Regions from separate parts of the Homo sapiens genome. Here region 2 is linked to region 1. A link is a contact called in ENCODE Hi-C or POLR2A ChIA-PET data. All regions are on one chromosome and are shown on one strand. The core of a region is the stretch at or near the end of the contact, and the rest is flanking DNA. Distances in the headings are between cores, read along the strand shown. Region 1 overlaps MET (MET proto-oncogene, receptor tyrosine kinase). Region 2 has its middle 62 kb from the start of TES.

Region 1 (4,171 bases), core at 850-3,349:
TCAGATTTTCAAGAGAAGCTAGGACTCTCCCAATTTTAAAATGTTGACTCAGTGTCTTTAAAACACCATACAGCTTACAGTGGCAGAAAGTCTGCAAGCCAGATTGGGCTCCTGATGGTCCCAATTGCAGCAGCATGCATGGCCCGAGAGCCCCAGGACTGCTTCTACAAAATATTTTATTTTCTAAAATTCTCAGAAAATTAACTAAACAAATTTTTTAAAACCAATATTTTATGTCAGTTCCTATTGGCACGTGGTTATTTTTCTAAACTCATCAGCCCACATACTTTACATCAAACTATGTACGTTTCTAAACTAAAGGGTAATCTAGTTATTTCATTCTTAAACTGAAGTAGTAGTTTTCTGAAACCTGAATCCATCATGGCTTTATGCATCAATTTCATTTCCAAGTTCTCTGATTCAGGATAAACTCCCCCTTTGGAATATTGTCTTTCTCTCTCTCTCTCTCTGTCTCTCTCTCTCTCTGTCTCTGTCTCTGGAAATGACTGAACTTCACCCGTTGTTATTACCCTGCCATTGAAATTCAAAACATGCACTGCCCTCCTGGTTTCCAGTGCCCTTTAAAAGCAATCAGATCAGTGTTAAAATCTATTTTTCCAAAGGAATAAAAGCTCACAGGTTGTGCACTAATTTGTTTCCTTTAATCCTAAAATCTCAGTGAAATGCCCAAGCTAGCAGCCCTCCAGAAGGCCACTGTGTTAGAAAGGGAGATTATGTACTGTATTTCTTCCTACTATTTTAAATGCAAATATAATAATATATCATGAAACAGTGCACATACAGTATACATATTAAGATCAGTGGTCTATTCCTGTTTTGAAATGGTCTCCTACTCCTTAATAGTTGGAATTCTGAGGCAGCACCTAGACTCTCAGGTCCAATTTGAAAATGTATGTTTTTTTTTAAAAAAGAATGACTTGGGGAATAACTGTTTGATAAGACCGTGGAAGATTTCTAATTTTTAATATTTTATTAAAAATGTAAAGAAAGACATTCAAAGCTGAGACCTTTGAAATAATATGGTCTTTGCAAGTCAGAGAAAAAGAGAAGTGGTAAATTTATTAGAGATAGGTTGCCTCCTTTGAGGCCTAATCATGTGGGAAAGGAAAACCCAGCCAAGGTTTGGGTCCATAAGACAATTCAACCTAGCTTTAAAAATAGGTTTTGGCTTTGCTTGGGACCAGCATTGGGACCAGAGTGTATCTAGACCAGCATTTTAGCTATTAAATTTTAAACCTAGGGGTCTTTTAAGGGAAATTTAATCCATGTGTCTTTGATTCACTAAATCTTAAATCATTACTCACAAACTGTATGTCCCTCTAAGCTCTTTGATGTCCAAGAGATCTCTAAAATTGTGTAAGGCCTTTTTGTTCCAGAAAAAAATAGGAAGTTGGTTTTTGCTAAGCGTCAATAAACAGCATCCTCAAAAATCTGATTAGGTCTAAAATCTTGCAACCATGACAGTATGGATGTTTGAATGATGCAATGTGAAAATTTTAAGCACTTTTTAAAGTCCTTGTTTACCAGTAATACTCAGTTGTAATCCTTACTAACCCCAAGGAAATTATTTTGACACATTTCCTCTCTGTTTTGTAATATAAATACAAAGCCCAAATATTCATCATTTTATTCTGGCACATAGTAGGTACTCAGTAAGTATTTTGTAGAGTGTTGAATGACTCTTTCTTCTGCCCAGAAACTTCTAGCTAATGTCAGTTCTTCTATTCAATATTGATATCCATCTGTCATACCTTGGAATAAGATCTATTCTAAGTCAGTGACCTTGTTCGACAAATTTTTAAAATAAGCCATCTAACTAAATATATGACATTTATTGAAATTCATTTTGCACCATGAAGCAACTGCCTTGCAAAGAGTGCTGAAAATAGGAAGGAATTTCTAGACTAATTTGATTAAATATTCAGTTGTTGCCATATGCTTTCTGAAAATTGATTTTCCCCCTTTTACTATTCCTGTCATCCTTCCTCCCACCTTGACATGCTTACTGATTGAAAGCTATGCACAGAAAAAGGGCAGGTCGCTTGTATGTATAAGCAAGAGCAGCAAGTCCAAACAGGCTTAGAAAACGTAATGCTATAATCACGAGTTGTCATAATATAGGAGAGGGGAGAGAGGAATACTCAGCAATAAGAGTGGTGTTGGGTATTGCTCCAAATTACATGGATGACACATCTTTGAACTCTATTGTGTCGGGGGAAAACACCTTCTTGCTGTAGTTAGATTTCCTGTTTGTGAATGTGTATTTTCTGGTAACCAGACTTCCTATATGAATTTGACATAGCTTTAAGTGCATTTCAAATGACATGATTAAAGAATGGCTGCTTTGGAGACAGCAGCTCCTTCTCTCTTAAAGAAATAAACTATCATGCTAAAATATAGGCATTGAGATCTTTCTTGATACCATATTGTGAATTTCTAATGGCTCATCACATTTTTATCCTCAGAAAACCTTTCCTGGTGAAAAGCATGCTGTTTTAGTATCACATTTGGGGTGATGGAATTGGCAATTTCTTATATCTTGAGGGGGCGGGGGGGTAAAAGGAAAATTGTGTTAATAGGGTCTTAAAATAGAGATTCTCTTAGGTTAACCTGAAGATTTACTAAATACATTATCATTACAGCTTGTTTTGACATTTAATTGTAGATGGCACTGTATCAGCACTGACTTATTTATACAGCTTTGTTTAGACATGCCTAATTTTTATTTCATTGGTGGAACCAAACCATCAGTAATAAATCATATATCAGTGTTTTTGTACACATTCGTATTTACATGACTTTTAAAATTCCAATGTAAAGGTCTCACAACTTGAAAAATGAATGAATGCCTGAGTATTTGAACAGTTGGGAAAATGTAGTTCAATTTAAGAAAGATTTTTTATGACAATTCTTATGCCATATATAGAAAATAGATAATAAAGGAGAAGGCCTGGAGGTTTAGATGGGATATTGGATCAATGAGCAAAGGAAGGGGAAAGGTGGGCGGGATATGCTGAAGGGTCATGGGCTTGAGTGCACCCTAAGTCATAAAGAGGGTGTCCCATTAAGAATCAGGCTGCCTGAATTCTAAGTAGGAAAGAGGCAGGTCAAAATGGTGTATAGGCCAGGCACAGTGGCTCACGCTTGTAATCCCAGCACTTTAGGAGGCCAAGGTGGGTGGATGGCTTGAGCTCAGGAGTTTGAGACCAGCCTGGGCAACATAGCAAAACCCCCCTCTTAAAAAAATTACAAAAAGTAGCTGGACATGGTGGCGCACACTTGCAGTCCCAGCTACTCAGGAGGCTGAGGTGGGAGGATCACCTGAGCCTGGGAGGCCAAGGCTGTAGTGAGCCGAGATCATACCACTGCACTCCAGCATGGGTGACAAAGAGAGACCCTGTCTCAGAAAAAGTGGGGGAGGGAGGGTATGGAATAAAGTAAAGCTCATGGGAAAATGGTACCTTTACCATTTTCCCACCTTGGGAAATGGTGGGAAAATTTAGACATTGCTTTACAAAGTCTAAATTTCTGCCAACTTGTGTTACATGTGGTTTGATTCTGGAGAAAGATAGACTATCATCTATCCAGTCCTAAATTGGGCCTCTTAGTCTGTCCTCCCCTCAGTTACCAGGAAGAATAGCAGGAATATGTCACAGAAGCAGAGAAAGCTTTTATTCTGAGTGTCAGAGGCATGTTCTAAGCACTCTGTTATCTACTCCCAGGCACTCTAAATGAAATTCCATTTTCTCTGAGGAAATCAAAATATAAAAAGAAAACTCAGGCAAATTTATAAAGGTTTTACACCATTTTCATGACTGAAATATTCTAGCATATCTAGCTCATTATAATCTATAAATTCCTGTTGGGACCAAAAGTTATGGCCCTAAAACCTGTTATCTGTAATCCTTTTCCACTGGGATATTGTCTCTGGGGATATATATTAGCTTTCCTTGAGGATACTACCTTGAAACCATTTCTTTGGTCCTTGACTATACAAAGTTCATACTAGCATGGATGTAGGAATTGTATTTTTCTATTCTAAATACGAATTTAGACAGTGATATAAAGATTCAAGGAAAGCTTCTATCAAGGCCTGCCTTCACTACTTGTCTTTTGGCTCCTCTGAGGGTCTTAGGTGAGCCACTTTCAT
Region 2 (4,359 bases), core at 169-2,668, 410 kb before region 1:
GAGTAAATTTACTGGAAAACTTTTAAAGATAAAGTTTATTCTTACTCTGTTCTATTTAAAATTTTCTTAGCATTATTTCAAAAAGTGGCTCTAGTCAATGTTATATCTACTTTATACATACAAACTCAGTTAATCCTCACAACGACCCTTCGAGGTAGGTACTTTATCATTTTACAGATAGAATAACTGAGGGCAGTAGAATTATTATGATTATGTAATTTGGAAAGCCACCAAGCTAAGAAGTAAAAGACCTGGAATTCACACCCTGACAATCAAGGCCTAAAGTGTGAATTTGTGTTCACCATGACATACTTAATACTGAATGTATATCTTCTTCCCTTTCATATGAACTATGTCAGGTCACGATGTCAGCACCACATAGAAATAGTTTTCTTTTGCTTGCTTGCCCTTTCACAGAGATTTCTTCCATGTGCCTTTGCAGCTTCCAAAAGCTGTAGCCTGTTCTTTGAGAAAGCTCTTCTCTCCTTAAGGAGTTGCTCCACATCGGATTGATTCTGGGCCATGCATCATGTCAGCTTGCAAAAGACAAAACCCTTTCTGTTTCTAAAGAAATTTCTCATATTTTGAAATGAAAGCAAGAATTGCTCTGCCGAGGTGCCAAGGGCAACATACTTCCATTACGAAGTGTTTCTAACAAAATGTTTTGGAGATTTTAAAGGGGCAGCTTTCTAAATATCCCAGGCATCTGCAAACAACCAGACATGCAGGCCCGCTTTTCAGCCCAAACATTGTTTCTGGGTTGTATCATTTTTTTTTCCTGAAAGTCAGCACAGCTGTTGCAATGCCCCTTTATCAATTGTCCAATGATCCCAACAATTTTTTTTCCAAGAGTGAATAATCAAAATGGTATTACAGGTCTTTGATTTTGAAATATATGCACTGTTAATATAATTTTGGCCTTCTTTAGCAGAATTTCAAAGGGGAACCAAAGGTTTATATTTATAAAGTTTATAATCATTCCACAAAGTTCAAGACATTTGGCAGTGCTTGGGAAACTTAAAAACAGTAATAAAAGGTTACTGCGAGGAATTCAAAGCTGCCTTGTATGGTAATGCTGATTCAAGCCACCACATACTGCAGCATTAGAAGTTTAGCTGTGATTTGGGGGTTGGATCAGAACTATGCAGCTGTAGAGATATTTAAATGGCTTACCCATTAACAACAAAGAAAGCACTTTGGAAAATTTACAATTAATATCTCCGCTTTGAAAACACATTAGGAGTATGCGGGGGGAGAAAATCATGCATTCTTAGCCTGATTTACTAAGCATCTATCAGCCTCCTTGACTGTTCTCAAGCACCAACCTTGCCTTGCAATTGTAAACTGTGCACTTTTGCCAACCTGGAATGCACACTCTGTCCCTGCCCAGCTCCAGATCATTCTGCATCTGTGCTTGCTCAAACTCTGGTAACCCAAGCTCTTCATTTGTTGGCAGCTGGTAAAAGGGGTTTCCTTATGAGTCACAGTGTGGAGGGAGGCTGAGTAATATACCCTATCCTGTGCTACAATCTGTATGGAATGTATTTGAAATAAAACTAAACTTAGAGTTTAGTTCGACATCTGATTTCAAACACATTCTTGAAAAATTGGAGTGCAATAGGGAAAAAATCACCATGTCTCTCCTGCTACGGAAAGCTTACTCCCCTACAACTGTCTCCAAAGGGACAGAAACTAAATTGCACTCATTCAGGCTCTGAGGTCTCTGATGAGGAAAGAGTCCACAGCTTGGCTTTTTTAGATGATCCTGCTTTCCTGTTATGGCAATGAAGTAGCTAGTCCCATGGCGAAGGAAAGTGGGAAAATGAAGTTGACAATGCACAAGTGTCACAGGCTAAGGCTTTTGTCAATGTTGTTTAACAAATGTAAGCATCTGACAGATCACATCTTTAACTGAAAGAAGGTAAAGAATATTACAAGACAAAGTGTGTTTACAAAAGTCATAGATGATGCAAGAACACTGTTTATCACCATATATTCACCTGTTTACAGTAAGTTCAGGAAAATGGGTTTTCTTACTATTAAATGCAGTAACATGCATTTATCTAGAAAAATAAATTAAGACTATCAAGGTCTAAATATAATTTCAAAAAAACTAGACACACTGTACTAACCAAATATTATATTTTTTTCTTTTTAAATATCATTAGATACCCAAATATCTGAAATGAAAAAAAGATTAGTGACGACATACTGAATGAACGGAAAAACTGGAAAATTTGTGGCTAGAAATTTAGAATTATACTATAAGCTAGATGTATCAAACTCACATATTCTTCCAAATTAGAGAATTAGTTATGCTTCAGAAATATAAAATACATATATGCCAGAAAGTTTGCTCTGTTTACTAAGCAATAAAATAATCATATCTTCTTAATTAATGAATCTTATAAAGTAAATGAAATGGAAATATGTCTGTTACCTGCTGCTTTTGACTAATATTCAAATAAAATAATCAAGTTATTTCCTTCTTATAATTTGTAACACACATTTCTAAATACAGGTGAGTTGCATGAGAAAAGGGGATTGAAAAATAAAAATTTCTATTTGGTTACTTGTAATTTGGGCTTGATACAAAAATTCCTTCAGTACCAACAATCTGATATGGTCACCAGGTATAGCCGATGTTAACAAATCCACCAGATTAAATCAGTATGTAGAAAATGTCAAGTCTGTGTTTACTCAGTTATTCAATAGTCAACACTCAGAGCTTACCAAATACCGTGATATTTACAAGGCATATAAGAAGCTCACCAAGTGAGGACAGAGGCAGACATGCAAACAAGTAACTGTCAAACACAAACTGAATGTTTGTGTCCCCTCAAAATTCGTATGCCAAAATCCTCACCCCTAAGGTGATGGTTATTAAAAGGTGGGCCTTTGGGAAGTGATTAGGTCATGGTGGAGGATGGGGGAACCCTCATGGATAGCATTAGCGCCCTCATAAAGGAAGTCTGAGAGAAATCCTTTGCCCCTTCCACCCTGTGAGGCTAGAGTGAGAAGATGACTATGAGGAAGTGGGCCCTCACCAGGTAGTGAATCTGCCAGAGCCTTGATCTTGGACTTTCCAGATTCTAGAACTAGGAGAAATAAATTTCTGTTGCCTATAAGCCACTCAGTTTATGGTATTTTATTACAGCAGCTCTAACAGACTAGGACCATCATATGCAATGTGATAAGCCCTCAATAGAGGGACACAAAAAGGGAGAAGAAGAGAGCAGAGAAGACTTGGGGGAGGAGGGCAACCTTTGAACTGGGTCTTAATAAGATAATAAGTGACCCAGGAGGAGAAGGGTGGGAATTGGGATAGCAAAGGGCATTCCAAACATAGTTTCACCACAGTCTTGTAGACAGAAGGCATTATGCAGTAAGAAGACATGAGCATCAGGGAGAAGTAACAGTTCTGACCGATGATAAGAGGGTTATTGGCAGGAAGACTAATGGACTTTGGGTTGGTGAAGAAGGGAAGTGGGGTATGAGTATCACTGTAAGGCTAGCTGAAGAGTATGACTATACTCAGTGACATTTTCCCAAAGGTGTTTTATAAAATATTAACTCCATAGACCACTTATTTATTGGATTATTTATGGGGACTAGCAAACAAATTTTTCTTTTTCAAGAAAGTGTGGGAAATGCTCAATTTTTTTTCTGTAAAACTTCTCACAGTCTTCAATGTGCTAATGTATATGGTTCTGCAAGATATGTTAATAAAGATAAAATTCCCCATACTTAGTTCACCAAATATCCCTTTAGCTGCACGGATATTTTGAAAAGTTAGTGTTCCATATAAGAGAGTTTGGAAATGCTACTATAAGGAATCGAGTAAAACAGAAAGTCTTAATTAATAAAGATGTGGAAAATTCATGGCCAAATTTGTATTTTAAAAACCTAACTTTGGCAAGAATATGGAAGAAGGGTTTGTACGTGAGATATAGTTGGGAAACTAGTGTCTGGGCAAAGCCCATGGGAATGAAGGAGAATATCTGAATTGGTAGAATTTCATAACTAAACATCCAGGTGTTCATGGCGAGTGAAGAAGTGAATGAGGGGAAAATGTCAATATATTACTTAATCAAGTGATCAAAGGTAACATAATTCGTAATGAGACAGACATTGTGAGCCTTCTGATGTGATGCACTGAGAAGAACACTACATTACTTATGTTACATCCCTGACAACAATGCATAAGCTGAAACTAGTCTTGAAAATCATTCTATAAAATCAATGGGCTGTTCTGTAAAAAAAAAAAAAAAAAAAAAGTTATAAAAAACAAAGAAAGGTCAAAGAACCACCCCGGATCAAGGACGACTAAAGAGATTTGAAAACTAAGTGCAACTGTGA

The links. Hi-C counts contacts between places; a loop is a spot of excess contacts on that map. ChIA-PET counts read pairs that join two places held with the same protein, here RNA polymerase II (POLR2A). Pooled maps may share reads with other maps.
Region 2: a loop to region 1 is called in a map of mammary epithelial cell, with 4 times the contacts of the local background. The contact joins two enhancer-like sites. A Hi-C loop is called at or near these places in 2 of 168 maps with a recorded cell type or tissue (cardiac septum and mammary epithelial cell), 1 of 37 single-sample maps with no recorded cell type and 1 of 50 pooled maps. POLR2A ChIA-PET finds 5 or more read pairs at or near these places in 4 of 52 experiments (A549, BJ, PC-9 and 1 more).

The regions. Positions count from the first base shown.
Region 1 is chr7:116,677,517-116,681,687 of GRCh38, forward strand. All of the region lies in intron 1 of MET (MET proto-oncogene, receptor tyrosine kinase), which reads left to right. The region is part of intron 1 of COMETT (cytosolic oncogenic antisense to MET transcript); the gene reads right to left. Among named protein-coding and RNA genes, the nearest start is that of MET, 7.4 kb to the left of the region's middle. RefSeq lists a silencer at 1,591-2,102. Within about 2 kb of position 2,100, at least 2 of the 41 ENCODE cell types and tissues checked have a DNase peak (open chromatin) inside an H3K27ac peak, as active enhancers do; they include mammary epithelial cell, where a contact is called at or near this core.
Region 2 is chr7:116,270,738-116,275,096 of GRCh38, forward strand. No RefSeq gene overlaps it. Among named protein-coding and RNA genes, the nearest start is that of TES, 62 kb to the left of the region's middle. Within about 2 kb of position 1,419, at least 19 of the 41 ENCODE cell types and tissues checked have a DNase peak (open chromatin) inside an H3K27ac peak, as active enhancers do; they include mammary epithelial cell, where a contact is called at or near this core.